Linked DNA regions of Mus musculus: region 1 is linked to region 2. Evidence: chromatin loops called from intact Hi-C (ENCODE). Cell type or tissue: heart. All regions are shown on one strand. Each heading gives the region's core, and the rest is flanking DNA. Links, peaks and the distances in the headings are about the cores only.

Region 1 (16,250 bases), core at 4,033-12,032, 120 kb after region 2:
AGAGTTCAGAAACAAGACAAGAAAGTAAAGGAAAAGCAAAGACGTACTGTGTGTGTGTGAGAGAGAGAGAGACAGAGACAGAGACAGAGACGGGGGGATGGAAGGACCCTGTGTGCATGTGTGAGAGAGGGAATATGGTGTGTGTGTGTGTGAGAGAGAGAGAGAGAGAGACAGACAGACAGACAGAGAGACAGAGAGACAGAGAGACACAGCGACAGAGACAGAGACAGAGACAGAGACGGGGGGATGGAAGGACCCTGTGTGCATGTGTGAGAGAGGGAATATGGTGTGTGTGTGTGCGTGTGTGTGAGAGAGACAGACAGACAGACAGACAGACAGACAGACAGACACAGACAGAGAGACAGAGAGAGACAGTGACAGAGATGGGGGGGGATGGAAGGACCCTGTGTGCATGTGTGAGAGAGGGTGAAGGAACCCCCGAAGGGAGACCCTCACTCCAGTCTCAGGAATCGTGAGCCCAGAAAGTCACAACAGTCAAGCTTGCTGCAAACACACGAGGTTTTAATGGCACACAAACCAGCATGCTGAGGTCGAAACCCATACACCACGCAGGGGTAGAGGAGTCCGACGACGACGACCCTATTTTCCAGCAGGCTTATAAAGGCAAAAAACACAACCTAGGGGGAGGATCGGAGAGGAAATAGGGGCACTAGCTGAACTAAGACACAGAAATCTCTGGAGGCATTAAAGACAGAAGTAGAAATACAAGGAGTGAGCCAAGTATTACAGGCCCATACAGTATCAGAGGGGGGAGCTATGTATAGATCTTTATCCGCAGACAGTGTGGAGATGGTCTGGTTACAGAGGGATCTATGTCCCTGGGGGACCTTACCTAGGCAGAGGCCCTCTCCAGAAACTGCGGAGAGGGCCAACTTATGTCTATCTCCCCAATGATCTGAGGTCCGATTGTAAGACCGTATCTGGGCTATGCCTTCATAATAGGGAGGACTAGAGGCAAAACAGAGCCAACATGAGCGGGTCACATTTGGGTTGGTGTGGTTTAGTGCACTGAAGGCCCCATCTAGCAAAGTGAGCATACGATCTCCTGTGCCCAAAAGAAGAGGTGTGGTGGTCTCCTGATAAGGGGTTACACCAGTATAGACAGGGACTTGAGTGGGAAGTAATGGGACTGGCGGAGGTGGGGGAACTAGTGGTTTTGGGGGAGGATTAGGCAGAACTAGGTTAGGGCCACTGGCCTGGGAGGAGGACTCTCAATCTTTAGGCGAATTCTAAAATTTAGCCCATGATCGTATCCCGCAGCATATAATTGGAGCCCCCAATTGTTTCCCTTAATCCAGGTAGTATTCCATTTTTCCTTGTTCTGTAAATTTTATAACTATGGGATTACAGTACTGGCCCTTACAGGGGCCAGATGAGCTATTACTAAAGGCACACCCATTTTTGGGATACTTGGAACTGTCTCTTTCTCCCTGGTTAGACTCATCATGAGAGCTATTTCTTCTGACTACAATCAGATCCCAGGAAGAAGAGGGTTTCCAGCTGGCTTCCCCTGTGGTCTCACATCCCCAAGCAGCACAGTAAAAATCTGTTGGCCCTCCACATGATCGGCAGAGTGCCCGACTCTGGCCTTGTCCTGGGCACACATAAAATTCTGCTGCCCTGAGATTAGCCCGGTAGAATTGCCCAGAGCATCCGTACGTGCTCCCTATTCCATCCGGTACACACTTGCTTTCGGATGGGGGGCTTACTCGGTCTAAGTGGTCTGGGAGATCCCAGGAAGTTAGGCCAGCGGCCATTTTACAAATGTCTGGCGTAAGGTTAGGCCACCAAGTCCATAATGAGTGGGTGGCAGTAATGGACCAGGCTGCCTCACCTTTTTCATTAAGTACCTCCCAAGTTAGTTGGAGCAGGTTGTGAGGATTTAGAGGGTAAATGCCCTTGCCTGAAGTTACCCTCACGATGGAGACACAACTTAAGAGGGTTATTAGTAGTTTCCACCATCCAGTTACCTCCATCTTGGCCTGGTGCTTTTTTTTACATGGGAGGCATGTATCCAGGCGGCAATTCCGTCTACCTTCACTGCCGTGGGGGTAGTCAACAGCACCAGATAAGGTCCTTTCCACCGGGGCTCAAGCGTGCCAGCGCGATGTGGTCTGACAAAGACCGAGTCTCCGACCTGGAACCCGTGGGGCACTGCTGTGGTCCCCGGTGTGTAAGCTTCTTTGATCTGGTTCCAGATCTGTGTTCCGACAACTTCTAAGGCCTTTAAGTGGGTAAACAGAGCAGAGGGTGAGGAAAAGTCAGTGTTGGGATCCAATATCCCACCTGACTCAGTTAAGAGGGGCGGTCTCCCATACTGAATCTCATAGGGGGTGAGGCCGAAACGTCCAGGAGTGTTTCGGACCCTGAGAAGTGCAAAAGGAAGGAGGGTCACCCAGTCTCAACTGCCGATCTCAATGGCTAATTTAGTAAGGGTCTCTTTTAGGGTCCTATTCATTCTTTCTACCTGTCCTGAGCTGTGGGGCCTGTAAGCACAATGTAATTTCCAATTAGTCCCCAGTTGTGTGGCCAATTCCTGACTTACCTGGGCAACTGATGCAGGCCCGTTGTCCGAGCCGATTACCTTGGGGATCCCAAACCGAGGCAGGATTTCTTCAAGGATCTTCTTGGCCACTACCTGAGCGGTTTCTGATTTGGTAGGAAAAGCTTCTACCCATCCTGAGAAGGTGTCTATGAAAACTAGGAGATACTTGTTACCATACTTTCCTGGTTTAATTTCAGTGAAGCCCACTTCCCAATAAACCCCCGGCCTATCTCCTCTTAGCCTCTTTCCAGGCTCCTTGAAAGGCCGAGTGGCATTGGTCAAGGTGCAAGCTTTGCATGACTTCACTACCTCTTCAGCTACTGAATTTAACCTTATCACATAATACTTAGATCCTTTAATTAAGGCCTTGAGTTTATCACTTCCAAGATGGGTTAGTTGGTGAATACGCCTCACATAGTCCTTTCCTTCTTTGGAGGGTAGAATAATCCACCCATCTTTAGTCTTTGCCAGTCCATGATGACTAAACATTTGGGCTTTTCCTGCCTCTGTCATATCTTCAATCTTATCACAGTCCTTAAAGGGGTAGTTGAAACTAGGATCCGAGGCTTGAGGATCCGGCACGGTTTCAGTTACCAAGGTTATTGTCCCTTGGGCTGCCTGCTTTGCCGCCTGATCAGCCATCTGATTTCCCCTTGAGATTGAGTCCCCCCCCCTTTCTGGTGCCCAAGACAGTGGACGATGGCCACCTTTTTTTGGTAGATGTACGGCCTCTAAAAGGGCCAGTATTTCTTCCTTGTTTTTAATGTCCTTTCCTGCTGAAGTGAGCAAGCCCCTTTGCCTGTATATGGCCCCGTGGATGTGTGCAGTTGCAAAAGCATATGGGGTACTGCCTTACCAATATAGGGGAGGAGGCAGCCTTCAGTTCGACCACTACTGTAGGCACCCTTTTAGCCAGTCCCATACCTGCTTGTTCTGCCCAGACTTTAGGAAAAGCCATTCATCTGAGGGCAACTTTTTGGGTCCCCGATCGTGAAGACGGTATTTCTCCTCCGTACCCAAAACCAAACATACTACTGAATCCTTTCCCCAACTGACCTCAGGTCCCTGAGGAGTAAATTGAACCTGTGCTTTTAGTTTAGTCAACAAATCCCTTCCCAGCAGAGGTGCAGGACATTCGGGAATTACAAGAAAGGAATGTTACTTGGTTTTTTTTTCTATTTCTAGAGTCCGTTTCGTTGTCCAGGGGTAAAAGTTGCTGCCAGTGGCTCCCATTACCATGGTCCTTTTTGATCCCAATTGTCCCAATGGTTTGGTCAAGACTGAGTGTTCTGCTCATGTATCCACCAGGAAGTCGATGGGGGGTCCCCTCCACAGAGAGTGTTACCCTAGGCTCGGGGAGGGGAGCTGAGCCCTGACTTCCCTAGTCTTCCTCTAGGGTCAACACTCTAGGTCCCCTCTGCCTCTTCCTGGGGCACTTTCTGGCCCAATGTCCCTTTTCCTTGCAATAGGCACACTGATCCTTTTCAAGCTGGAGTCTCTGTCCTCCTGGAGGTCTTCTGGCCCTGTCGCCCAGGTACCCTGAATGCCTTTTCTCTGGTTTTTCTTCACCTACTACTGCAGCCAAAAATCTTAGTCAAATTCCTTTCCTGGCAGCGATCACGCCTATTTTCTCTTTCCTCTGCCTCTTTCTTTTCTCTTTCCTGTTTCTCCTCCTCTGTCTCCCTTTTGTGGTATACTTTCTCAGCTTCCTTCATAAGATACTGTAAAGTGTAATCTTAGAGCCCCTCTAGCCTCTGAAGTTTCTTTTTAATGTCAGAGGCAGACTGACCGATGAAGGCCATGGCTACAGCAGCTTGGTGCCCCTCTGAAGTGGGGTCAAAAGGGGTATACCTTCTATAAGCCTCCATCAGTCCTAGGAAAACCAACGGGGGCTCCATCTGACCCTGAATAACTTCTCTTACCTTAGCCAAATTGGTAGGACGCCTGGCGGCTCCTTTCAGACACGCCACTAGAGCCCAGCGGTAGATCAGAAGACTCTCCCTACCTTCAGCAGTATTGAAGTCCCAGTCAGGGCGGTTTAAGGGAAAAGCAGCATCAATGAGATTAGGGAGGGAAGTGGGGGTTCCGTCCGGCCCGGGAACATTCTTTCTGGCTTCCAAAAGGATGCGTTCTCTCTCTTCTGTGGTAAAGAGGACCTGCAAGAGCTGCTGACAGTCATCCCACGTAGGTTGTTGGGAGAACATTAGGGACTCAAGGAGGCCACTGAGCCCAGACGGATTTTCTGAAAAGGAAGGGTGGTTAGTTTTCCAGTTGTAGAGGTCAGCTGAGGAGAATGGCCAGTACTGAAGAGGGGCAAGTTTGTTAGGGCCCGGGGGCGGCCCGTCGACGTATGCCTGGAGCGGCAGAGTGGTCACCGAGGACAGCTCCGGGCCAGCTCCATCCGGACTGCGGCCCCAGCGATTCCGGGTGCCGGCCACCAGCCCACTATCACCGGCCCCTTTTGTAGGCTGGGGGGCGGGGCACCGATGGAGGAAGAGGTTGAAGGGCAGGGGTAGGGTAAGTGGGTGGTTGGAGATCTAAATGAGAGACCTCCTCAATTTCAGGATAAATATGTGGAGGGGTGGGCGGACTGCTCGCACGGCTGGGACTTTCGGTTTTACTGCCACGGTCGCCATCTCGCGTCCCATGGTCCAAGGTTTGAGCCAAGGTGGTGGATTTTGGATCAGATCCTGCCAGACCAGGATATAGGGGACCTGATCTGGATGGCCTCCAGGGTTCTGAAAGACAATGCGCTTAACAGCGTAAATGATGGGAAGATTAAGAGTCCTGTCTCGCAGCCAACCCACTCCGAAGGTGGGCCACTCCGAAGAACAGAACGTCCGCCAAGGTCTTTTTCTGACTTCAACAGAAAGATTATGAGCCCTAGTCTTAACGTCCGTCCAGAGGTCAAGGGTTAGCGTCAGGGGGGTCGTCACAGTCTGTCCCATTTATAAATCTATAATACAAATGACAAAGACAAGACAAACGACAATTACTGAAATAGAGAAAATCTGTCTCCTGCTCCGAGTCGACCAGAAAAGAACTGAGACACTGCCGACCGGCCACGGCCCTTGCCGCCTCAGATTGCCGGGGGGGGGGGGGGGGGGGAGAGTCGGTCCCCCTGGTCTCCAGATGGGGGTCCACCAGGCATCCCTGGCCCTCCCCCTGTCTTCCTGAGACGTCTCCCAAGGCAAACGGACGGTGGACACCTGAATATGTCTATTCTTATCCACTCCACACTCCCTCCCGGAGTGCTGATTCAAACGAACGTCTGCAAAACCGAAACTGCGATCGCCAGAATTCAGACAGACGGAAATACAGATAAGACAGACACAATGCCTTACCTCCAAGTGATGTTATGACTTCTGGGTGGTCGTGGAATCTCAGATGAGCCCCCACATGAAGGAACTCCCGAAGGGAGACCCTCACTCCAGTCTCAGGAATCGCGAGCCCAGATAGTCACAACAGTCAAGCTTGCTGCAAACACACGAGGTTTTAATGGCACACAAACCAGCATGCTGAGGTCGAGACCCATACACCACTCAGGAGTAGAGGAGTCCAACGACGACCCTATTTTCCAGCAGGCTTATAAAGGCAAAAAACACAACCTAGGGGGAGGATCGGAGAGGAAATAGGGGAAGTCTAGGGGTAGATATTTACTTCAAGGCACCTGGGACATTGAAACATTCTGTGGTTGTTTTTCCCAAAAGTTCCGGGGAATTAGGCCATCTGGCCAGGGGCTGGGGCCCATGTTCTCAGGGCAGTCATTATTTTATTTTTTTATTCTTCAAGGGAATATGGTGTGTGTGTGTGTGAGTGTGTGTGTGTGTGAGAGAGAGAGAGAGAGAGAGAGACAGACAGACAGACAGACAGACAGACAGAGAGACAGAGAGAGACAGTGACAGAGACAGAGACGGGGGGATAGAAGGACCCTGTGTGCATGTGTGAGAGAGGGAATATGGTGTGTGTGTGTGTGTGTGTGTGTGTGTGTGTGTGTGTTTACACAACCATGGTCAGCATGTGGAGGTCAGAGGACAACATTTTGGGGACTGGTTCTCTCCTTCCATTACGTGGGTCCTGGGGAATCAAACCGAGGCCATCAAACTTGGTGGCCAACATCTTTCATGGCTGTATTTAAGGAGTGAGGACATTGGGGATCTTTTTGTTGTTGTTGTTACTTTGTTTGTTTGTTTGTTTGTTTTACAACTTTAGTATCACAAATGTTGGCATTGTAGTAAAATTTCCCCAAACATATCTTACATCTTTTTCCTTATGTAGCAACTTTTTCTTAGGATTCAAGAAACCATAATTGGTTATTAGAAAAAAAGGCTGAGGGAGGTAACTTATTCATTGTCCAGTAGGGCCTTTGCAGGACAGACCACCCCAGCCCACTTCCTTAGACAGAGTCCTATTTTAGGAACAAGAAAAGAGAATGAGTCCAGATTGGGCTGGCCACCAGACGCTGACTGGGAAACTCAGGAGGGATGCGCACTATCTATTGATCAAGAGGAGAAGGGGATTGTGGGGTCACAAGATTAGATATAGCCTGACAGTGTGTGTTGACTTTTGAACACAGTAGGGTCTCAGTTGTTGGTGATCCTGTCTAAGAAGGATCCAGACCACCTTTTCAGCTGCCCCCTGGCTTGGGTTTCTATTACTCAGCTTCTGCCCTGCCCTGCAGCTGTAAACAGACCTCCTGCCTGAAATTTCAGACCTCCCTTCCCACTAATTAAACTCTTAAAAGGCTGAGCAGAATTGTTTTCGCCATACCAAAACTTCAAAACTTCTATAGCTAAAAAAAAAAAAAAAAAAAAAATCCGCAAAGCTAATGTCTGGGAGTCTGGATTTCCAGGTTCAAGTCCTTAAAGCTGCTTTTGAGGCTATCACCGACTTCAGCTCTGAGTGGGAAGAGGATGGTGGGCATTGAGGGTTGAGGGCTTGCTGCTGAGAAAGGAAGCTAGCTCACGGCCTGCCCACTCCAACCATTTCCTGTAGCCAAAGGAGGCTCTTGACCCCAGCAGGAAAGACTGCTGGAGTGAGTCAAGTTTTCCCAAGAAAGGAAGGGAGCATGCAGATTAGATAGGGCAGCATTTCTGAGGCAAACAACCGTGGAATTATTAACCTAGAGCTCCAAGGAGACTGGGGAGGCATTCCCCTCCTGCAGGAGGTTCACTCATAGCCAGTCTGCCCTTTGACTGAAAAAGTGTAGAAATTACTAAAATCACACTGCATTTCTTTAATTTGAGGATTTCTACACAGGTCAGTGAGAGTCTGACAGACAAAACCAAAAATAATCAAAACAAAAACCTCACTCCAAACATTTGCACAACGCTCAGCTCCCTGTCCTGGGTCCTCATAGCTCACCTAACACATCAGCATTTTGGAGGACTCTTTCTAGGTGCAGAGGGACATTGCCTGTGACACCAGCAGAGGAGGCCTGGAAGGCACTCGCTTGCCTGACACGTGTGTATTTGGGGGATCGCATGTTCGTAGATTTCCTGAAGCAGGTGTGGGTCCAGGTCTCTAGGGCACAGGGAAGAGAGCGAGCACAGGGGCCGGCAAAATAGGCAAGCTTGAAACATCAAGGTACTCGGGTCACTGAGGTTGAGGGGCTGGGTGAGAGCTGGGTGGAGAACCAGGCACTGATGGCCTGGGGAGCCATGAGAACACGCAGGCCTTTGAGACTCACTGACGGGCAGGGCCTGATGGGAGTTAGATCTCCGTGGCTCCAGAGTGTAGAGCTGAGGAGTGGAGGTGAGTGGGTGGGGCGCTATCTGGAGGCTCAGAGGTGGGTGGGTGGGGAGCCATCTGGAGGCTAGGGATCCTGTAGTGAGCCGGGCTAGAAAAGAGGAGCCTGGGACCCAGGCAGCTATGGAAAGAGAAAGATGGAATCAGGAGACATAGCCGAGATGAAAAGGACCGTTGTTCTCCTGTCCCGAAGACTGAAGGTCATGGTTTGGAACTATACTACACTCATCTAGAGTTAGCAGAGTGAACACTGGGGCTATCTCCTCCCTTGGTCTGTGGAAAGGGCTGCAAGACAGGAATCTCAACGGAGGAAGACGTGTGTTGGTGGATAAAACAGCTTGGAGGTAAAATCAAACAAAAAACCCACATAGGGCATTCAGAGGAGTGTTGGGGGAAGCAGAGGGGGCGAGTGCTGGTGGGCTTTGAAATCTACATTCCTCTGAGAGACGGAATAGGGCCAGGCTAGAAGTTCTAGCAGTCTCCTGGGGCGTGTTGCTCAATAGAGCCCCTTGTGGCCATATGTTGTTACTGTCCCTTGGTGCTTGATCTAGGGGAACCAGCGTGGTTGTCTGTGGACAGTCACCTTTCCCTTTGCCACACCACAGTTTGCCTAATGCTGAATCACTAATAATCAGCCTGTTTGTCAAGGACACCACCCCTTCAGCAGGTAGCAGCAGAGGTGACACTGGGGAAGCTGGCAAAGAGGGTATGCCTTGTCCAGGCAGCTGAAGACTCTGGGCCCTGATGGGAATGGAGAGTCCAACTCAGCAATAGGTGGTGTGGGGTTAGCATTATACTCCCTCTGCAGCCTGGAAGCCATCTGAGAAATGATTATTGAATACCAGTTGTGGGCAAGGTGGGAACCACGGAGGTGGCCTAGCACACACGGTAACAGAAACCAAGCTCAGATTAGAGCATTTGTCTGGTAGGTTCCAGGCCATTTCCAGCCCCACAAAACAAAACAAGGTGTAGTGGTAGGCAGTTTAGAGGGAGGCTTCAGTGTGAAGGGGAAGCCTGAGAGAGGGCAGGAGCAATCAGCAGAGGCAATGGTCCGGCAAACAGAAGGATTTGAGAGATTCTGGTCGATGGCAGCCCACGGTTGCGTGTCAGGGCTTTGGGTGTGGTGATCAGGTGTGAGCAGTGCAGAGAGAAGAGATTCATCTGAAGCAAGGAAATGCTACACCCTAGGGGAGAACCCAGAATACCACACACCTGGCACTCCTGAGTCTGCATGACCACAAATATGACATGTGACCCAGGAGTGAGGGGTGTGCACAAGCGGGGCTCTTCAGGATCAGAAAAACACGGGACTCACAGGCTCCTTCCTCTGCCAGTCTGGAGCGTTTGACGTGCCCTGTGGAGATACATATCTCCCTCCACACATGCTTCTCCACATGTATGCCTGCCAAGGGGTTGATATTCCTCATCCTGAGGGCAGTCAAAGGACAAGGCCTGTCAGTGCTGGCTGCCAGGAACCTCAGTCTATGCCCAGTATACCATGCCAGGCTACACCACGTTCTTCCAAAGCACCTCTGTGGACACCCTCCCACAGGTGTATGATGCCCACCGCTTCACCCCATTCTCTTTCCCACTGCCACCACAATGATTCAGGAAGATATGAGGAAACACAGCATTCTCCTGAGCTCTGGGGTTACAGGCCTGTGTCGCCATGACTGGTTTATGCAGATGACTGGAACCACAGGGCGTCAGGTCCTCTGGGGTTAGATTGTGAGCCACCTAACATGGGTACTAAGAACTGAATTGGGGTTACACCAGGCATGGTACAGCTTACACACAATTCCATGATGTATATAGAAGACTAGGTAGCTTTGTTGTAATTCCTTAGTGGGCAAAATTAAAAGATGGCTTCCAGGGGAGAAGATGTGGCTCATGGGTTAGGAGCATTGGCTGCTCTTCCGAAGAACCTGGCTTTGATTCTGGAAACCCTGATGTTTGGCCTGCCTAGAGTCGGCAGGCAAGAAATTCCATAGCTGAAGAGTTCAGGACAGCTTCAGTCACATCCAGAGCCTTGAGGGAAACAACTAATGGGGATTATCAACAGGAAGTCTTGTGTGTGGTCTCTCCAGACAGTTGGTCTCTAATGGTTCATTTGGCTTCCGTGAGAATGTGTTTCCAGGTCATGGGAAGCTGTTTCTGACTGTGTGTGACTAGTGTGAAGCATTTTGTCCTGGAGAAAGGCTTACTAAGACTTGGGGAGTCGTGCCAGTGAGGTAGATGGATCAGAAGAGAAGGGCATTTATCAACGATCTCTATAACCTACATCGTGGAAGGTGGGAAGGGACTTCCACAGCTTGTCCCTCTCACACCCACACATGTGCTGGGGCATGTCCCTCCCCCAAGTACATAAATGAAAGAAGGAAGGAAGGGAGGGAGGGAGGGAGGAGGATTCAGGAAGTTAACAAAACTCCCAGGCTCAGGGGTTAAGCTTTGGCGTCCCTGTAGAATCTCCGTATTTGTAAGACCCCTAACAAGGGTCTATATGCAGAAACACGAGCTGAAGTGGAGGGTCTCAGCCCACACCAGCCACCTGCAAGTTGTGCAGAGAGCTCCAGGGACTCAGCCAGCCATGGTGAGTCCTCAGAGCCTCCACCCAGGCTGGGGTGGGCTGTTCAGTGAGGCAACTGCCCTTGAGTTACATGGTCACTGGGCTGGGCTTGGGTGAACTGATTTCCTTGGTCTGTGCCCTATCTGGGGTGAGTAGCCGATTGTGTATATCTCCCCAGAAAAAGTCGCACAACATTAACCAAGCTTCAGTCTTCTGGCACAACTCCCACCACATTTTGTTGTCTGTACAATCAGTAACATCAGGCCTGGCTTCTCAACAGATCTGACCTCCACTGGCTTACAGGGAGACAGAAGGACTGCACTGCTCTTTGTAGAGAAGTGGGCAGGTCACTTGGATCATGGGGGTGGGGGTGGAAGTGGAAGTCTAAGCACTCTGGATGACTACATTCTTACCACTCTTGAAAATACCATTTGCCTCCACCCTGAGGTATCTACAAGGGTCATCTTGAAGTTCCTTTCTCTCTTACTCTTCTTTCTTTTCATTTTCTAACTCTTCTCCCACTTCCTGGTACACCTTTCCTTCTCTGCTCCACCGACCCACTTCTGAATCTTCAAACGCTACTTCTTAGGAAGTTGAGAGTTATTGGGACACCAAGATCACAGTACATCGATCCTGGAAGGGCCTTGACTAAGCCCAGATGTGCTTTACATAGGAGGGAGCTGGGGCTTAGAGAGGGACTTTCCTAAGGCCCTGCGCACAGCAAGAGCATAGTGATAATGGATCTCCAAGAAGGTCCGCAGCTGCCGTCCATTTTGGAACCAGTGCCTGTAAGTAACCAAACCGGCGTTGTTTCTGTTTGCATCTGCCACCTCACCATTATAGGATGCCTAGCTTCTTGGAACCTGTCCCAGCCCCAGATTCTAGACACAGATGGAAGATTTTGTGTAGAGCAAGTGAGGAACAATTCAAACAGCCACCTCATTCCTGATCCTTAAATCCAAAGACTAGGATCTCTAACATCAACCAGCATCCCATAAAACAGCCTTGGAATCTGCAGGTATTTAGGGATGCTGAGTTTGGCCGAATCCAAAATGATATGGTAGTCAGTGAGGCTGATTGTGTGGCTGAGCCCAAGAGACAGTGTCTGTTAGGACAAGGTCCTGTGTCTCTGATCGGTGGGAATTCCAGGTTTGAGCCATCTAATATCTCAAAGCACTGAGCAGTTGGTGCTTCGAGACCGGGTTTCTTTGTGTAGTCCTGGCTATCCTGGAACTCACTGCAGAGCAGGCTAGACTTGAACTCAGATATTCACCTGCTTCTGCCTCCAAAGTGCTGGGACTAAAAGTGTCTGCCATGACATCTGGTTGAAGTAGTTGGATCTTGCGAGAAAGAACAAGTCCATACTGGAGGCAGAGGTGAGAGACCTGTGTGGGCATTAACCGAGTAGTTGAACAGTGGAGAAGGACCTGCTAAGAGCCCTCTTGTAGTCTCCCCTCCCCCAGCCTGAAACCTGCTTGCTCAGGGGTGGAGCTTCCTGCTCAATCTTTCTGCCACACCTACTGCTGGAACCTGCCGCTTTGCTGTCCAAAGCCATCACGTGATCATCCTGCTACAGGACTCCAAGATTATTTGGCGTGAATTGGGCCCCTCCCCCTTCCTTTATAACTGAGTGCCAAAATAGTAAAAATTGAACCTTGAGCAGAGAGCTTTGTCTTGGTTCCTTCCTTATCTCACGCAGCCCAGCCCCTCTTCTCTTCCAGGTTTCCAAAATGCTTTTCCAGGCTAGAACCCAGGTTGTGATCTACTGGCCAGACACAACATTTGACGAGCCAACTAGGGACTGAAAAACGGCAAAGGATTTTTGGAAGAGGCACTGCTGGTTTGGAGCTCCATGGAATAATTAAAGGATAAAGGAAATTCATACCGGAGAAGGTATGGGCTAAGCTGAAACAGCGTTAAACCCGAGCGCTGGTTCACTTAGGTTCAGCAGTGAAGCTTAAGAGGAGCTGGGAACTATAACAGGCGGTAGGCCATGGCTCTCTGGAGCTACATTTTTAGGCGTGAGAAAAGAAAGGGTTTATTAAAAGGAAATTAATAATCAGGCAGATTGCCGTAGTTAATAAAAACTGCTTCATGAGGGAGGAAAATGTCCCAAAAAGCAAAGAGAAATTTCAGGAGTGCCATGCTTTGTTCTCTCTGGGCCTTATAGCAGGAGTACTCTGTTCCCTTTTGTGTCTGTCTAATGTCTGGTGCACCAATCTGTTCTCATGTTCAACTCATGTATGTTCGTGTCCAGTCTGTATGAATGAATGTTCTATGTTTTATGTTGGATAATAAAGATGGTATAAAAAACTTTATCTGCAAAGCCGAGAGCTGCCACGTGCTTCAGCCAGGAATCAGACACATGGCAGGAGGACCCCTGCTGGAAAAACTGTTCGTTTTAGGAAAAAAGGGCGAGTGCACAGCCTCTTAGTTTCGGAGTAAAAAAGCTGATAAATGGTTCATGATTAATGTTTTTGACAAATGGTAAAGTGCCTTTTATTCTATGATTGTAGCTACAAAAATTAATATTCTCTGATTGGTCTAAAATTAACTGCTTCATTTGGTTCCTTTTTTATTGGTAATGTGCTCTGAGTGTTTTCACATTCAGCTCATAAGTTGTTGGTTGTCTTAGTCAGGGTTTCTATTCCTGCACAAACATCATGATCAAGAAGCAAGTTGGGGAGAAAAGGGTTTATTCGGCTTATACTTCCATGCTGCTGTTCATCACCAAAGGAAGTCAGGACTGGAACTCAAGCAGGTCAGAAAGCAGGAGCTGATGCAGAGGCCATGGAGGGATGTTCTTTACTGGCTTGCCTCCCCTGGCTTGCTCAGCCTGCTCTCTTATAGAACCCAAGATTACCAGCCCAGAGATGGTCCCACCCACAAGGGGCCTTTCCCCCTTGATCACTAATTGAGAAAATGCCTTACAGTTGGATCTCATGGAGGCATTTCCTCAACTGAAGCTCCTTTCTCTGTGGTAACTCCAGCTGTGTCAAGTTGACACAAAACTAGCCAGTACAATTGACCCCTTGTCAACTTGACACACAAACACATCACTAGTAAGCCTCAACCCTTACATTCTTATTCATCCCCAAGGTCTAAATAACTTTAAACATCCCACAGTCTTTACATATTCTTAAAATTTCAGTCTCTTTAAAATATCCATATCATTTAAAATCCAAAGTCTTTTTACAATTAAAAGTCTCTTAACTGTGGGCTCTACTAAAATAGTTTCTTCCTTCAAGAGGGAAAATATCAGGGCACAGTCACAATCAAAAGCAAAAGTCAATCTCCAACCGTCCAATGTCTGGGATCCAACTTACGATCTTCTGGGCTCCTCCAAGGGCTTGGGTCACTTCTCCAGCCATGCCCTTTGTAGCACACGCATCATCCTCTAGGCTCCAGATTCCTGTACTCCACTGCTGCTGCTGCTCTTGGTGGTCATCTCATGGTACTGGCATCTCCAAAACACTGCATGACCCCTTCAGTCCTGGGCCATCAATTGCAATTGAGGCTGCACTTTCACCAATGGCCTTCCATGGCCTCTCACAGTGCCAAGCCTCAGCTGCTCTGCTCAACTCCTTCATGCCTTCAAACCCAGTACCACCTGGGTGACCCTTACACATTACCAAGTCCAGCCACAGCACAAGGTACAACTTTGGCTATATCTGGAACACAGCCACTGTGCTCTCAGAAAACACTTCCCAGAAGATGTCACCTCAATGATGCTGGTCTCTTCTTAATCACCGCTAATTTCTTAGCTCCAGCTAACCAGCATCAATAGTCCCAGTAATGCAAAGTTTTTGCTTTAGTAGTTCTGGTATCTTGTTAATCACAGCTGATTCTTCAGCCCCAGCTAACCAGAACTACAGAATCTTCACAATCAAAACAGCAATGGCCCTGAAAAGAGTCTTTAATTTTCCCTCTCTAATTTCACAAGCCAGGCCTCCATCTTCTGCACTGTTCTCAACATTATCTTCCAAGCTCCTACAAAACATCTGACAGAGCTCTTAACAACGAATGGATCTTCAAGCCCAAAGTTCCAAAGTCCTTCCACAGACCTCCCCAAAACATGGTCAGGTTGTCGCAGGAATACCCCACTTCTGGTACCAATTTGTCTTAGTCAGGGTTTCTATTCCTGCACAAACATCATGATCAAGAAGCAAGTTGGGGAGAAAAGGGTTTATTCGGCTTATACTTCCATGCTGCTGTTCATCACCAAAGGAAGTCAGGACTGGAACTCAAGCAGGTCAGAAAGCAGGAGCTGATGCAGAGGCCATGGAGGGATGTTCTTTACTGGCTTGCCTCCCCTGGCTTGCTCAGCCTGCTCTCTTATAGAACCCAAGATTACCAGCCCAGAGATGGTCCCACCCACAAGGGGCCTTTCCCCCTTGATCACTAATTGAGAAAATGCCTTACAGTTGGATCTCATGGAGGCATTTCCTCAACTGAAGCTCCTTTCTCTGTGGTAACTCCAGCTGTGTCAAGTTGACACAAAACTAGCCAGTACATTGGTTAAGATTAATAATTGTTACATTGCTTACAGATGGTTAGTGTTAAATTTGATAACTCAAGTTTAGAGTCCTTCCGACACGTGGCATAAGGCAGGCCAAGAGGCTGGGTCTCTAAAGATATTTCTAGTTTAGATAATAATTAATGCGGTTCCTATCCTAAATAGTAAAATTTAAGATAAGATTTAAAGCAAGGCCTCTTTATTAAAGCATTAAAGCTTGCTTTAATATGTATTCATAGGTATTAATTGGCAGCCAAACTTCGTAATATGATAGTAAAGCTTCTAATATTGATTTTAAAGATGATAAATTGTTTTAAACTTGGGTTTTGCTTTCCCAAGGTTGTAGGTATTATCCTAACCTTGCACAAGAAACTTTAAAATTATGGTTAAAATTGCCAGTGTTCCATTGACTGCAGCTTGCAATTTGATTTCAAATTTAAGATTTTCTACTCACCCATATGTTGTTAATTAAGATTATTACAAGAATAATCATCTTATGAAATCTCTCATACAGCTCACTTCATACAAAACTGTGACAGAGTTATCTAGTTATGTTTGTCTTTGTGAATAGATTAGACAAACAGTTTGGCTATAGTTGCTGCCTGGCAGGAAACTGCAGTACGGGCAGTTTTTTCACAACACTAAAGTTGTGAAGAACGTTTTAACTGTAACTCATCTTAAGATAGAGTATCAAAAATTAGAGGCGTAGACTGTTATATTGTTCCTCTAGAATCGGTCCTTATTACAGGAGGGCCAAGATGCTCAGATTAAAAAATATTTTACGTTTGAGTCAATACAGGGCTCTAGGCAGCCCCAAAGCGGCTTGTGGACTTTCTTTGGTTTTACAAACAGTG
Region 2 (16,250 bases), core at 2,909-10,908:
TGTATCCATGTAGCATGTCTATGTGTATATGCATGTGACACATATACAACACACACAAATACACACAACACACAGCAGAGACTGAGAAACTGATTGTGGCTCCCCCGAAAAGCCTTCTGGGCCCTGTTCTTTGTAGTGTTTACAGATAAACATCTCACCCACTGAACCGGTTCTATGATCACCCTTCTTGGTCTTCATGCACGGGGAAGAGGACTGTGCTTCAGACCAGCTCTGTAGGGGACAAAAGCGCAGGCAGGGGTCAGCATAGAAAATGGCCTGGGTCCCCATGGCCCAGAAAACCCAGGTTGGTTAGATGTCCGGGAAGACTGAAACCCGGAGTGCATACCACACAGTTGTCTTGATCTGTCACGGTGAGCACCCACTAGTGCAGTGACTGTGTCTGCCCGTCAAAACCGTCCTCTGGTAGGGAAAGCCAGTGGCCAGCACAGCCTGAGAGCTAGAGTTAGCGGCGACCCGGGTGTTCCGCCTCATTGCTGTCTCTTGTTGACACCACCCTGAGTTGATCTGTGGAATCTTTTGTTCTATTCTCTTCCATGTCTGTGAAGTGAAGGCTCTTCATTCCATGCAGCGACAGAAGGAGATGGCCATGGTCTGAATGTCCCGCCACCCCAGAGGAAAATGTGTTGGAAAACTTAATCCCAAGTCCATGTATCAGTGGTATCTGGAGGTGGCTCCTGGTCTTCTGGGGGCAGACCAGATACCAGGAAGTGACGAGGTAATTCTGTTTCTTCTGCTGAGGCAAAATGGTATGGCCAAGGTTAGGTAGGCAGAGTGAAGGAGGTCCTGGAAACCAACTGTGACCTTGTGCTACAAGGACAGGGTCTGTACCTGCCCACCAGCTCCTACGCCCTGGAAGCAGAGTGTTGGTCTGTCAGTAATGTCCTTCCCCACTCTGCTAGCCATGCATAGGGCTGAGGGCTGCGCTCAGCACACAAGTACTGGTCTCAGGTGCTTGTTTACTGACATGGGCAGAGGACTAGCTCTCGCTGAGGAGGAGAAGCCAGTGGGAGCCTTAGACCATGGGGAAGTGACTCTATAGACGGGCCAAGCCATGGCAGGGTGACTCAGCTGCCCACTGGCAGACGGACGTCAGTCTCAAACTCGGTCCTTCCCTTTTCTTCCAGGAACAATAACAACCCTGCTCTGTGCTCTTGGTCACCATGGGAACTAGAAAACACTGGGTAACAGGGAGCCTCTGGACAGGTGGGCTTGGGCAGGTCTGGATCACAGCAATCTTTTCCTATCCCATTACCCAGAATTCCGGGTATCTCACAGGCTTGGAGCGAGCTGGCCAGGTAAACAGCTAGAGCTTATCTAAACTCAGAAGGATGGGGAGTCACAAGTCTGCCGGTCACATCTTACCCGAAGTGCACTAGGAAGGAATCCCGTCCAGGGGACCCAAGGACCCAGTGGGGTCCCCTGTGTGGATCCTGTCCTGGATCTATGGAGAGTGGACAGGAAAGGGCAGGACTGCTGGAGCCTGTGCTCGGGAAACTCCAGGGCAGGACACTCGTGGGGAAGTCCTGTCAGGGAGCCAGGCACACAGTGCAGAGCTGCTGTGCATTCTGGGAGGAGGCAGGGTTCTGTGTAGTGAGTCTGAACTCTTCACTCCCCAACAAGCCTGAACTGAGTGCAGTGCCATTCTCATGGGCACACGTGGGGCTACAGGCTTACCCGGTGACAGCTAGGGCCACCCTGGCCGTGGCCTTCTCTGCCTGATGCTTTCTGATCCTAAATCTTCACCCTCAGTCTTCCCTTGTCTTCATCCCAGGCTGCGGCACCATGCCCAAAAGCAAGTCAGGGGAGTGTTTATCTGGATTACAATCCAGGTGACAGTCCGCCATTTCTGGGAAGTCAGGGCAGAAACCGACACCCACAGTGCAGAGCACGGAGAACACGCTTGTTTGCCGTCCCTCTTCTAACTTTTTTATTACGATGAGGGTTTTGCCTGTGTGTATTTCTCTGTACTCACTCAAGCCTGGCTCCCACGTCCTCTGCAAGGGCAGACAATGCTCCTAACTGCTGAGCCATCGCCCCAGCCCACTCTTGGACAGTTCTGTCACACAGTGCAGGGTCCAACCTGAGAAATGGTGTCTCCCACACTCGGGCAGATCTTCCCACCTCACCTAACAGTCAAGACAATCTCCCACAGATGTCCCACAGGCCAACCTGATCTAAAAAATTCCTCGCTCAGGACTCTCTTCCTAGGTGATTCTAGGTTGGGTCAAGTTGATGTTTAAAACAAATCATCTTAGGGCTGAAAAGAAACTCAGCCGCTAAGAGCACTTGCTGCTCTTGCAGAGGACCTGTGTTCTGTTGCCAGCAACCCCATGGAGGTCCACAACCATGCATAACTCCAGCTCAAGAGGATCAAGATCCTTTTCTGAATCCCATAGGCAGCAGGCACAGACACAGTGTACTACACTTGTGCAGAAAGACTTACTGTCTTAATCCAGTAAGGAACATCCCTCCATGGCCTCTGCATCAGCTCCTGCTTCCTGACCTGCTTGAGTTCCAGTCCTGACTTCCTTGGTGCTATGGAATTGTAAGCTGAATAAACCCTTTCCTCCCCAACTTGCTTCTTGGTCATGATGTTTGTGCAGGAATAGAAACCCTGACCAAGATACATACATATAAACTGTAACAGTAAACATCTCACCATGCATTCTAAGAGCTCTGGGAAGGCGATAGCTTGGACATCTTTTATCACTATTAATTGGTAAGTAACAATGGTGCACATTTATTATACAATGTAGCAGCCCAATACACAATACACTGTGGGGTGTTCCACAGCAGATTCACAGGATGTCGGGGGCTTCTCTAATTAATCAGGGGCCTATCCAAGCTCCTCACTGTACACACTCACCAAATACCTTCTCTTCCCTAAAATATGGACCTTAGTCCACATTTCAAGCCATTCTTGATGCCTGGACTACCTCCAGTGTAGGAGGGTCAGCGGGTGGCAGCTCACACCTTTCCTATGCTTTTCCACAGCCACCACCCTGGACCTCCTGTCATGACCACTGTAGCCACCTTCTGGATATCCTCTCACCACCCACCCTACACACCCTCCCCTACCCTCTCTCACCCCTCCCCACCTCTCAGTCATTTAGCATTCATCCTTAGACCTCTGGCAGGTGACAATCTCCGCCCTCCACTCTGCAGGCACACTGCAGCCTTTACGCCCCTCCTCTCCTCAGATGGAATCCACCCATCCTGCAGGACGGCTCTGCCCTCCTTCTCCATGTTCAGTGACACAAATCTTCATCACACTTGGGTTGCAACCAGTGAGTTTCTCTGGCTTCATATCTAATGATTCTACATGTGTATGTGCACATGTAGTGTGTATGTCTGCTTGCGTGCGTGCATGCGTGCATGTGTGTGTGTGTGTGTGTGTGTGTGTGTGTGTGTGTGTGCAGGCCCCAGGACGTTAATGTTGGCTGTCTTCCTCAGTTGGGTTCCACCTTATCTATGTATTAAGGTAAGGTCTCTTGCTGGACCTCAGAGCTCGCTGATCCAGCCACTCTAGCTTGCCAGTTTGACCTCTCATTTCTATATCCTGAGTGCTGGAGGTCCAAACTCTGGTTCTCACACTTGCAATGAGCCAACTGCCCAGCTCCAGTGTACTTAGATTGTTGTTGTTGTTATTGTATCTGTTGCATGACGGGAAGGGGGCCATGTGCCAGGGAGAACTGAGAAACACCACAGGTTTTCACTGAAGGCCCAGTGTGAATAGGGAGCAGGTCTAGGGAGGCTCCTGTAGCCCTCACACCAGGCAAAGAAACAGACTCAAGGCCTCAGCGGGGGTTGCTGGAGAGGGTTAGGCAGAGAGAGGGTTAGTCTTTCAAGTACTGAGCAGCTGGTGTCAGAAGCTTTCTATTCATGTGACATACAACTTAGAGGGAAGGTAGGTGATTCCCCAAGTTCACACTCAATTAACTGGCTGAAAAGGAGAAGTCTAGAGCCGAAGACCCTCAACAGATTAGAGCCTCACCAGAGGCTACTCCTCGCCTTGCCCCCCGCCCATCACAAGTGCCAGTCATCAGGAATGGTGAGGGAGGGCACACAGACAGCAGTCAACAAGTTGAGCTCATAGGTTACATCACCTGAGAAATTACTAGACATGTGACCTCTCTGACCCCACCTCAGACCTACCAAATGGTAAAGTCAGGTGCCGTGGGGGTCACCAAGCTCTGTCTTCTTGAACCTTCTAGGGGATTCTGTGTACACAAAGGTTTGAGACACTCCAGGGGGAAATGTGCTCTGGCCTGTGGCTTGGAGAATGGGTCTCTTGCCTCCTTCTCCTTGGGTTAAGAGCTGAGGAGGCCATGCACTAAAGCAGGTTAAGTGGCCAGTGCTTGGGGCAGGGGGGGGCGGGGCGGCGTCACTGTACCAGACTCAGTCTCTTCTACATGGAGGCCCAGCCCTGGCCTTCTGCAGGCCTATGAAATGATTCACCCGAGGGCTATAGCAAGTGTATTTGCTGTCTGGTTGCCTTGACAACTTTCCCTGACCCCGTTCCAGCTTAATATTAGCCAAAGACAAACAACTTAAAAGCCAAGCATCAGAGATGATGCAACTTCCGCGTGAGCCCCGGGAGGCCATGAAGCACCTGGGCAGTCAGCAACCGGAGTGTGATGTCACCCAGAGAAATGAAACTTCCGCATCAGCCCCGGGAGGCCACGAAGCACCTGGGCAAGCCTCAACTGTTGTGTGATGTCACATGGAGAAATGCCTGCTCATGGGCGAAGGTAATCACATGACCTGGCTTGAGTGCCCTAGTCATATAAGGGGAGGGGCCCTCCGCTGAGCTGGGATTCCAACCAGAGCCGAGCACAGACAGGGATTATGTGTGTCATCATGAGGAAACCCTTCACTCATGTGACTGACAGGATCTTTTCCCTCTGCAAAGTTTTTGTTTAAGAGCAAGAATTCAGAATAAGAACTGGGATCAGAACCAGGAGCTGGACCTGCCCTTTGATGGGTGGCTTCAGACAGGTTGTCCAGACTCTCTGAGCCTTGGTCCCTGATTTATAAATAAAGACAGAAATTTCTGTCTCACAGAATGGCTGAGAAAATGAATGGTAGCTTTGAAAGGGACAATGCAACACCGGCATGTGGTGACAGCTTCCTTTGTCCCTGAGACTGGCTGCGAGCTTTCCTGTTTGGTCTCAACCCCAGAGCTGATTAGAGGTGGTAAAACAGCAGGCATGGTGGCGCACACCTTTAATCCCCACACTTGGGAGGCAGAGGCAGCCGAACTCTGTGAGTTCCAGGCCAGCCTGGCCTATGTAGTGAGGTACAGGACAGCCAGAGCTATAAGAGAAACCCTGTCTCGAAAACCCAAAACCACGCCAAACCAAATGTCTGGGTGAGAAGTCCTCCGGCAAAGTGCAACATAAACACCTGGAGGGTGAGGAAAATCAGAAAAACAAAATAAAAACAGAAAACCAAGATGGCACCCAGGTCAGGTAGGCTCGGGGACATTAGAGATGATGTCAGAAAAACGGCTGCACAAGAGGCAGGAAGGAGCCGCACACTTAGGAACACCACCTCTGAGCTTGACGGCTAGAGAGTATAATGACTGCTGCGTAGACAGGGTCTTGGAAGACCAGGCTGGCCTGGAGCTTCTAGAGATCCTCCCGCTTCTGACTCCAGAGTGCTGGGATAAAAGGCTCGTACCACCACGCCTGGCTAAGCGTAACACTTTAAAAAGCAAATTTATAAATTTAAAAAGTAAATTTTCAGTTGCCCAGGAAAGTCCCATGTGACACTTCCAATGGATCTGCTGGGGTTTTGTTTTTCTCCTTTGAAAAAAAAAATTACCTGTGTGTGTGTGTGTGTGTGTGTGTGCGCGCGTGCGTGCGTGTGTGTGTGTGTGTGTGTGTGTGTGTGTGTGTGTGATGCATGTGTGTGCCTGTAAAGGCAGGAGGATACCTTACGAAAGTTGCGCCCCTCTTTCCCCCATATGAGTCCCAAAGACTGAACTTGGATCACTAGACTTGGCAGCAAGCGCCTTTCCTCACTGAGCCACTTTGCTGGCCCTTGGCTGTGTTCCCACTTCTCACCTGTCTGTCAAAGCAAGGTGCAGGGTTCAGAGCTCTGCGCCTGCTCAGACAGCACTGGAGCACATGAGTCCTTCCATGTCATAGTTTAACATTCTAAGCACCACCAGAGGTCAAGGATGGCTCTAGTTTATCTTGAAACAGAAATGACTGTTCAGCCCTCCTCCCTCCAGCCCACTCTTTCTGTATTTATTGGAATATGTCGTTAATAATGACATCATTATCTACCACAAACAGTCGCAGTGAAATACGTTTTGTTTTCTGAAACAGCGTCTGGCTATTAGGGCCCAAGTTCTATATGGCCTTAAACTTCCTGCACAGTTTAGACTGGCTTTGAACTCATAGCAATCCTACTGCCTCAGTGTCCCGGGTGCTGGCATTACTGGCATATGTCACCACACCAGTTATGACACTATGTTAGGACTCAGAAGTCAGGGGCTTACATATACTCCTTGACTCAGGTCACCCGCCAGTCGTGATCGACCTTTTGATACTGCAATGTGGTGTTGTCATCTACAGTTTATGCTCAGAACTACACAGTTGAATCACAAAACAGGATGACAAAAGTCCCTCATAAGGTCTTAAGTAAGCCTGTGGTTTTGTGTTGGGTCACATTCATCGCTGTGTCAGTCCCTCTACATGCAGTCCCAGATGCCGCCCCATGGGGGCGCTCGGTCACAGCCGCTGTCGGGCCATAGAGCAGTCTAATCCCTGAGACCCTAGGCTTTCCTCCACTCTCAGGACGTGCATGTGTGTGGTAGTGGGCTAGGGATACACCGACCTTTCTTACAATGGGCCCTTCGGTAAGGATATGACCCCAGCCACAGGACAACCAGAGTTCTACTGCTACACACAAGGACAAGCAGCTCGCTCCTCAAGTCGGCCTCCATTCCCCGGAGCCTCCCAGACAGAGGCTCCCAAGTAAGCGCCTATTTTGCTGCCCCACCCTCGGGTTCCCTGCCCTGCCCTGCATCTGGGGTCTCCAATAAAAAGGCTCTCGACCTCTGAAAATGTCCCCTTTCATTTTTTTTTTAACTTGACATGTGATTTTTTAAAAAGGTATAAAATAGATTAAGTTATTTTCAGAATGAATCCTTAAGTAAGGTCTTTGTTTATAAATTGCCACTCTGAGCTATTGAGACTGTCCTGAGGAGACTCCGGGCAGGTCATGAGAGTGTTCTGAGAGCCCCTGAGAGCGTCTCTCTTTGAGACAGGCCAAGCTGGGCAGGTGAGGTCTGCAGGCAAGCAGAAGCCTGGCATAGTTGAGATAGTGAAATCAGGACTCCATGGGTGATTCCAGGTGAGTTACTGGGTGGCTTTAGGTTTCATTTTCTTTTTCTCCAAACTGGAAACTGGAATCACTCCTTCAATTAATTAGCCGCCCCTTCCCGGATTGCATAGCACTTTAATAAGGGGAGTGGCCTGTGGTAAGTGAATTCTATGGGCACCTGTCTCATCCATAAACTCCATTATTTCAGCTGTGATAGTCTACGGCCATACTACCCTAGACACGCTCCATCTCATAACCACCCTCATCTACCCATCCTTTCTCCTTATTAGAGATGCCCATTGTTCACCTCAGGGAGCAATGCTCCCAGCCAAGAAACTACATTTCCCAGACTAACTTGCAGGTAGGATGCTCCTAGATCACTGGTGTGGTCACTGAGATAGAAGCAGACACTGCTCAGGGGGCTTCTGAGGGAGCACTTCGAGGGGCGTCTGAGGGAGTACTTCGAGGGGCTTCTGGGGGAGCACTTCAAGGGGCATCTGAGGGAGCACTTTAAGGGGCGTCTGTGGGAGCACTTCGAGGGGCTTCTGGGGGAGTACTTCAAGGGGCATCTGAGGGAGCACTTTGAGGGGCATCTGTGGGAGCACTTCGAGGGGCTTCTGAGGGAGCACTTCGAGGGGCGTCTGAGGGAGTACTTCGAGGGGCTTCTGGGGGAGCACTTCAAGGGGCATCTGAGGGAGCACTTTAAGGGGCGTCTGTGGGAGTACTTCGAGGGGCTTCTGGGGGAGTACTTCAAGGGGCATCTGAGGGAGCACTTTAAGGGGCTTCTGAGAGAGCACTTCAAGGAGGCTCAGTTGACAAGCAGCTTTGCCCACTATCTTCATTTTCATTTTCTGGTCTATAATGAGGATAGGATGACTGGAGTTGTGGTGGCAGTGCCATGACCATATGGCAATCTTGACAATAGAAGACACACCTCATCCTAAGTGTGGCAGTACAGAAAGGTAGTAGGAGCCTGGGAACGGGAACACGGTGTAGAGCCACTACACAAGCCCTCGCCCATCCACTTCAGGTTTTCTTCAGGTTATAGATGAACAAACTAGTCAATTGATTCATCATTTGGATGAGTTTCTCCAGAATGTGGTAAAGCCTTGCTCCCTAGAGCGGTGCCCATGGAAGGTTGTAGAACCTTTAAGAGGTGGGGCCTAGAGAGAGGTCTTCTTGTCACTGGGGGCATGTCTTTGGGTGGGGTATTGGGACCTCAGCTCCTTTCTCTTCTTTCTTTTCCACTCCAGGCAGGGCCCTGCCACCCAATCCTACCACACTGTGACCCTGCTCATGGCCCTAAAGCAATGGGCAAGCCAGGCATGGACTGGAGCCTCTATAAATACGGGAAGGGATCAGACAGTTTGAGTGACCACAACAAACATCCCAGTACATTATTCTAATGGTCCAGATAAAACACTTCACATCACTGATACAGATAAGCAGCACCTGCCTCTCTCTACCTGTGGGTCCCACAGCTGCACACCAAAACTACTTCAGAACCCCATCTGTACTGCACAGGCTTCATTCTTTAAACAACATATTCACCAACTATTTACACAGCATTTATGCTGCATTAGGCATAAGTTGTAACTGTGAGCTTTTCAACCCAACCTCTTTGTTCAATTACTCTGAGACTTAATTATTTATGAATATATGCCTAGCTCATAAGTGTTAGCTTGTTCAGCAACTAGCTTGTAACTTATATAATCTGTTTATTCTAGTCTATGTCTGGCACAAGATTCATACGGCCGACTTCCTCAGAGTTGGGGCAAATCTCTCCACCTCCTGCTCTATCCCAGAGTTCCTGTCTTTCTGCTGGATGTCCCACCTTCTAATCCTGCCTCACCTGATTGGCCATCAGCTTTTTATTGACAGATGATGCTTCCACACAGTGCACAAGAGAGTCTCTCTACAATAAGTGCCACAGAAAGGCTGTGAAGTGTAGGACACGTGGGTTATATTCAAATGCCAAACTATTTCATGTGAGGAGTTTGGAGGCTCCAGGGACTTCAGTATTCTCTCTGGTACACCTCTCTTTCCTGTAGACACCAGAGATCACTGTATGTGAATTAGTGAGTGTGTGGGTGAATGAATGAGTGAATGAGACAGAAAGGATCTTGCTGTCTATAGGAACATGGTGGAAACACAGGTCCACCCCTTGACAAGCACAGCGATGATTATTTTAGGTAAGAGGCATCAATGGAAACGAACATCTGTGGGAGGAAATACGATGAGGAGGAAGTTTGCATAATGTCAGTGTCTCCTCATGACACTTAATATAGCAAGGGAAGGTGGTGACCTTGGAGTGGAAAGGCTTGGTGGACACCACCTGCACCAGGTGACCAGTTGCCATAGTGGTAATCTGACACATATTCTCTTGCCTGGAGAATCTGGGATGGATCAACATAAACTATGATGTTCCAGCCAAAAGTGTCCAAAGTAGGCAGTCACTTCAGCCAAACACAAATCTAATGACATTCTAAAAAAAAAAAAAAAAAAAATCCAGGCCGTGGTGACACATGCCTTTATTTCCAGCACTTCAGAGGCAGAGGCAGTCGGAACTCCAAGTTCAAGACCAATGTGGTCTACAGAGAGAGTTGCAGGATAGCCAGGGCTGCCATACAGAGCAACCCTGCCTTGATAAAACAAAAACAAAACCAAACAAAACTAATGAACCAAGCAATCAAACAAAAACAGCAACAATACAGCAACAAAAAGGACATTTATTCTACAATCAAATGGCACTTGTGGAGTCCTCTCAGTCCAGAGACCACAGAGACATAGAGGTCGATTGCCCTGGTGATGCCTGCTGGGCTCCCAGGCCAGACCCAGACACCAGTGGGGCAGAAATGGGATGTATGTACAATGTACAACATCTGATGTAAGTTGGTAGCTCTGGTTAATTTCCTGGTATTGGTGACCGCTCTCATGTACAGTGTTGGGAAAAAGTGAAGAAAACTATCTGGGAATTGTTCATACCACACTTGCCCAGGCCTGTGTCCTAGTTAGGGCCATCATTGCTGTGAGGAAACACTATGACCAAAAGCAAGCTGGGGAGGAAAGTGTATATTCGGCTTACACTTCCACAGCACTGTTCATCACTGAAGGAAGTCAGGACTGGAACTCAAACAGAGCAGGAACCTGGAGGCAGGAGCTGATGCAGAGACTAGAGAGGGGGTGCTGCTTACTGACTTGCTCCTAATGGCTTGCCCAGCCTGCTTTCTTACAGAGCCCAGGACCGCCAGCCCAGGGATGGCACCACTCACAATGGGCTGGGCTCTACTCCATCAGTAACCAGTTAAGAAAATGCCCCGCAAGCTTTCCTACAACCTGATCTTTTCTCAATTTAGGTTCCCTCCTCTCAGGTGACTTGAGTTTACGTCAAGTCGACATGAAACTAGCCAGTGTAGTCTGAAATCATTTTGAAAACCAAAACAAAATCCGCCCTGTTTTGCAACTTCTCAGGCTTCCGACAGCTGTGTGTGGAGTCAGTCGCTTCACAGATTACACCTTGTTGACCTGCGGGTCTGCCTTCCCTGTTCGCCCCATCTTACAAACCCATTTGCAGGGAGGGTATCCAGTTACTGAGTTGGTCTCCTGAATCCCAGAAGTCACCGCCAAGACTTCTCTTTTTCTCTCATTCTATGGCGACCCCACCTGTGAGCCTTGTGTTCATCTGATTTCTGTTGCTGCAACAAAATACCAGAGTCTGGTATTCTATAAGGAGAGAGTTTGCTTAGCTCACAGCTCTGAAGGCTGGGAAGCTCACGGTTGGCTTGCCCCATCTTCTGAGGTTCTCATTGCTGGTAAGGCCCTCACTAGAGCAGGGATTCCCAACCTTCCTAACGCTGCCACCCTTTGATACAGTAGTGACCCCCAGCCATAAAATCATTTCTGGTGCTACCTCATAACTGAAGTTTTACTACTGTTATGAATTGTAATGTAACTACTTGTGCTTTCCAATGACCTTAGGTGACCCCGAAGGGGTCACAACTCACAGGTTGAGAACCATTGCTCTATAGCATTCTAGGAGGCATAGGGCATCGCATGGTAAAATGGGGCATCCAAGAGAGCATCAAACTGGCTTTTAAACAGACCTATTGTAAGGGGGAATTCATTGTTATGGTTTAGATAAATGTCCCATGAAAGCCCATATCTGAAAAGCTTGGTCCCCAGCTCACAGTGCTATTGGTTTAGCCCTTTAAGAGGTGAGACCTAATGGGGAGGTTGCCTGGCCACTCTGGGCATGCTCTCAAAGGGGTTGGTAGCAGCCCAGCCCTTCTCGCTGTCTCTGCTTCTCAGCTGCTATGAGGTGAGCTGCTCCAGCCCACCATGCTCACCCCTAATGCTCTGCCTCATCACAGCCCGAAGGCAACGGGGCCTCAGACACTGTCCTGACTGGTTTTGTGTCAACTTGACACAGAGAAAGGAGCCTCCCTTGAGGAAATGGCTCCATGAGATCCAGCTGTAAGGCATTTTCTCAATTAGTGATCAAGGGTGGGAGGGCCCCTTGTGGGTGGTGCCATCCCTGGGCTGGTAGTCCTGGTTTCTATTAGAAACCAAGCTGAGCAAGGCAGGGGAAGCAAGCCAGTAAGTAACATCCCTCCATGGCCTCTGCATCAGCTCCTGTCTCCAAGTTCCTGCCCTGTGTGAGTTCCAGTTCTGACTTCCTTTGGTGATGAACATCAATGTGAATGTGTAAGCTGAATAAATCCTTTTCTTCCCAACTTGCTTCTTGGTCATGATGTTTGTGCAAGATAGCAACCCTGACTAAATCATGAACAAAAATAGGTGGAAGGAAGCTGACAGACACGTGAACCCACAGATGGGCTAATCTGTTCATGAGGACCAAGCTCTTACGACCCAGCTCCACATGCTCTTTCAGAGTACTTTACAGTGGAGGTTTTAGTTCTAACCACAGCAGGGATCATCTCCTAGAATGTACTACCAGCCAGGCTGCTTCCCACCACTCTCTGCAGTACCCACACCATGCTGTCATTTCTAAGCAAATATGACTCTTGCCCTCCTGAGTTTTCTTCTTCTCCACCTTCAACTTCCAAAGGGGAAGGAAGACCTCATATCACTGTCCTAATGTGACAGCTCCATATCCTGTCCCTCCTCTCAGCCCCCCACCCTCACCCGCCCCGGGAGCTTGTGTGGCAGTCACCAGTGTGAGAGCTTTTAGTCCCACCTTCCCTCACTGAGAGTCTGACTGCCCACGACCTGCCCAGAGGGGCCCTTCTACTTTCATTGGCGCCTCTGGCAGACGGAGGAAAGGGAACGGGAGGGTCTAAGGCTCTTACTGCTGAGCCCTGGATGACTCTGCAGAGACATTTCCTGGGAACTTGCTCTGGCCTAACCCTGTGTGGCAACCGGCTCACGCAGCCACCTCCAGAGACGCTGACCCACCACTCAGTCCTCTTACTTCCTGATTTAATACTAAATACAGACAAAGCTTTCTACACGCACATGTGCTGAGGAACCAAACCAGCAAGGCTAAAAATACCCACTCCTCACACCTCATTCCCTTTTCTAAATTTATAACTCAGGAGCCTGGAGATTCTGTCAGAATGTAGTAACTCCGACTGTGAGCAGCAAGAGGGTTACAAGGCAGACTGTCTGAGACACTAGGAGTCCAACATCAGTGTGCTCTGCTGTTTGGGATGCTCTTCCTGGGGCTGGGCCTGAGCATCAGGCAGGGGACCAGCAGGCTGAGCTCATGGTATGAAGCATGCTTTTCCCGGCTATCCCCTGGTGTCCAGTTTGACACATGGATAAGCATGCTCCTGCTTCCAGGAAAGCTGACTCAGGCATGTCCGAACCATTCTCTCCTATTCATTCCTTCCCTTACAAACAGTTACTACACACCCACAATGTGTCAGATAAAAACCCACCCTCCCAGGAGCTCGCATTTTATCAGAAAGACAATAATAAAAAGTATATAGCATGTTCATCTGGGTTAAGTGTCACAGACAAAAAGAAAGGACAAAAAAAAAAAAGGGTGGAGATGCTAGGAAGACCCTACTGAATAATACCACAGATGCAGATGCAGCTGTGCCATGCACCTGTGCTGTCCACCTGTTCTGTGCACCTGTGCCATGCACCTGTGCTGTCCACCTGTGCCATGCACCTGTGCTGTCCACCTGTGCCATGCAGGTTCTTAGAAACATGTTCCAAGCAGAGAGGAAGCCATTGCCCAAGCCTGAAAGTGGGGTACACCTGGAGTCCTTTAGGCCACTGCAGCTGGTTGCAGTGAGCAGACACCACTATGTTAGGAGCTACACAGGCCATTGTGAGGGCACCAATTCCTACTCAGAATTAGGGCATGATCCCATCAGAAGAAGGCTATGGGCTGAGGAGCGGCCGCCGCTGACTTCCCAGAAGAGTGGGGCTGCTGAGTTAACTCCTTGAATTACAGAGGAAGCAGGAGTACACAAGGAGGCAAGGAGACATTAAGGACAACAGGACAAAGCAGGCAACGGCTGGCTGTGAATCACAGCAGAATGGCAAGAGGGGCAAGTGTCCAAATCCGTTGCAGGTTGAAGGGATGCCGGCATGAGAGAAACAGAAGTCAGCTGTGTCTCTAGGTGTGCGACCTAAGCAATGACAGCGCAGCTGTCTTTGACTGTAGGAGGAAAGACTAAGGATTTGGCCTTCAACCTACAACCTAGGAAGATGGTCTCAGACATCCCTATGATGTAGGAGCCAGTAGGTGGTGGAGGGTGAGTGAGCTCTGGAGGGGCTCGGGCTACAGCAGCCCCTGTAGCTCCTGCTGACAGAAAGCTAGATGTGGTGAATTCACCAAGAAGGTGGGGGCTGGAAGACCCAAGTGCTAAGCACTGGGGCACAGCTGCATTCACACAGAGGCACAGGGGCCAGCCGGGAAGCTGCCCCCTGTAGCTGTGCCACAGAGCTCTGTGCACAGATTTGCAGTTTCTGTGCTGGTGTGTGACACTCTAATTTACAACCCTGGAATTACGACACAGGGCAATGTGGCCAAGGAGAATGTCAAGAATTCAGAAGGGCAAAGGTGACTGAGGAGAGCTGGAATCCTGTGATGTTTTGAGCAGAGAGGGAGAGCTCACATCCATGAAAACAGCAAGATGACATTTAGAACGAGGAAGCAGCTCCAGCAAGGGCCTGGAGATGACATTCCAAGGAGGAGGAAGTAGGGTGGAGTGTGGAAGACAGCAGCCCATTCTTTCTGGCTGGTCCCTAAAGGGGAACGTAGACGTGAAGCTGACCGGAAGACACTTTACTGTTGGGGATTGGTCCTATTGCTTTGAATTAGTCCAGCCCCCCCAAATGGAAATCTGCCTGTTCAAACCGCTGAAGGTTCTTGTCCCCAATTGGCTTTTGATCAACCAATAAAGAGCCAACAGCCAATGGCTGGGTAGGTAAACTGAGGTGGGACCTTTGGATCTGCACAGGCTAGGAACTGGGAGGAAGGAGAAGGAGAATCGCCATGATTCGGAGGGAGATGGATTAGATTTAGAGCTGCAGAAGGAAAATCATCCGAAATGTAGGTGAGAAAGAATGCAGCCCCAGAAGCCTCTTAGGCAGCAAAGACTAGGGGGCTGCCCAGAAGGAGAGGGCAACAAAGATAAAATATAGAATTGGAGGGTATTAAGTCAGCAGTACTGGAGGAAAATATGTGCTAGCAGGGGAAGGTTCAGGAGTGCTCAGCCTTTGAGCTAGTCACGACACGTCAAAAATTAACTGACAAATGTGTCTTTCATTTTCAAATCCTAAAAGCTCCTGGGTGGGCAGGTGTGCAACCCACCGCGAGCCAGAATGGTTAACAAATTGCTGCTATACTTTACCAGAACAAACCCACAGCGTTGAGGATCTTTACAGGGTGGCCTTACCTTTGGGGAGCCATAAGATGGAGGGCTCCTGAGGATCCCAGGGGGCTCTCTTGGGAACATGTCATCCTCTTCAATTTATGAATGCAGAGATGGACTGGGAGCCACTTGTTCATGTCTACGCCTTAAGAACAGGCTACAGGTTGTGACTTGACCGGATGCCTGGGAGGAAGTGAGCTGGAGTAGGTTGCGGTGCTGTGACCTGGAAATGCAGGAATGGAAGTGAAGGGTCAGGTGTCCGTGGGCTAAACCGAGAAGAAAGGGGTCAGAGGGCACTGTGATGGAAAGGCAGAACCCGAAAAAGGGAGCAAAGACAGGGCTGGGCTCTGGAGCTTCAGCAGGGGCTAGGAGAACTAACAAGGGAACGGTTCCTCCCGGAACTCCTCCCAACTACACTGCTACACTGTTCTCTGAGAAGCCAGCCCAGGCCCCAGTGCAAAGCGCTTGGGAAAGTGCTGTGAGCAGACTAGAAAGTGGTCACGGGAAGGAACACACAGGGTTTAACCACAGGGCCAGTTAACTGACATCAGTAAAGACTCGGGGTGCTTCTGGGCACAGCCAGATGTGACCCCATGTCTCTCCACATACAGGGCCCCAAAGGGAGCTTGTGGTGTTGGCCCACAGCACAGATCTCTCCAAATATGAGCCAAATATGAGTGGCCAGAGCCCCAGAACATGGATTCAGTTTGACCTAAGTGACCTGTTCTACCATGGACGTGGTTACATGAACATGTTTTGTTTGCTTGGGGGAGGCAGGATCTCATATAGCCCAGGCTGTTTCTGAACTCACTATGTAGCTGAGGATAACTTTAAACTCCTCCCGTCTCCACCTCTCACGTGCTGGGTGTCCATGCAGGAAGTGTAATGTGATGGTGGGGACTGAACCCAGGGCTTCATACACGGTAGGCAGACACTTTACAAACTGAGTCGTATCCCCAGCCCTACACGAACCTTTATAGTCACAGAACACATATAGTCACAGATCAATACATTTACCAAATAACACTGATGTGGATAACAGGT

Evidence for each region. Peaks named below come from ENCODE experiments on the same cell type or tissue, not always from the same donor. Only the 100,000 strongest peaks of a DNase experiment are listed, where the experiment ranks them.
Region 1: a loop joins it to region 2, with 9 times the contacts of the local background. A loop is called at or near these places in 9 of 42 quality-filtered maps.

The regions. Positions count from the first base shown.
Region 1 is chr1:191,145,865-191,162,114 of GRCm38, reverse strand. No RefSeq gene overlaps it. Among named protein-coding and RNA genes, the nearest start is that of Fam71a, 11 kb to the left of the region's middle. In heart, for the core only: a CTCF peak has its summit at 8,826; no DNase peak of the experiment used is centred there; H3K27ac peaks cover 3,776 bases.
Region 2 is chr1:191,266,208-191,282,457 of GRCm38, reverse strand. No RefSeq gene overlaps it. Among named protein-coding and RNA genes, the nearest start is that of Nenf, 44 kb to the left of the region's middle. In heart, for the core only: a CTCF peak has its summit at 6,749; DNase peaks (open chromatin) are centred at 4,607 and 6,747; H3K27ac peaks cover 840 bases.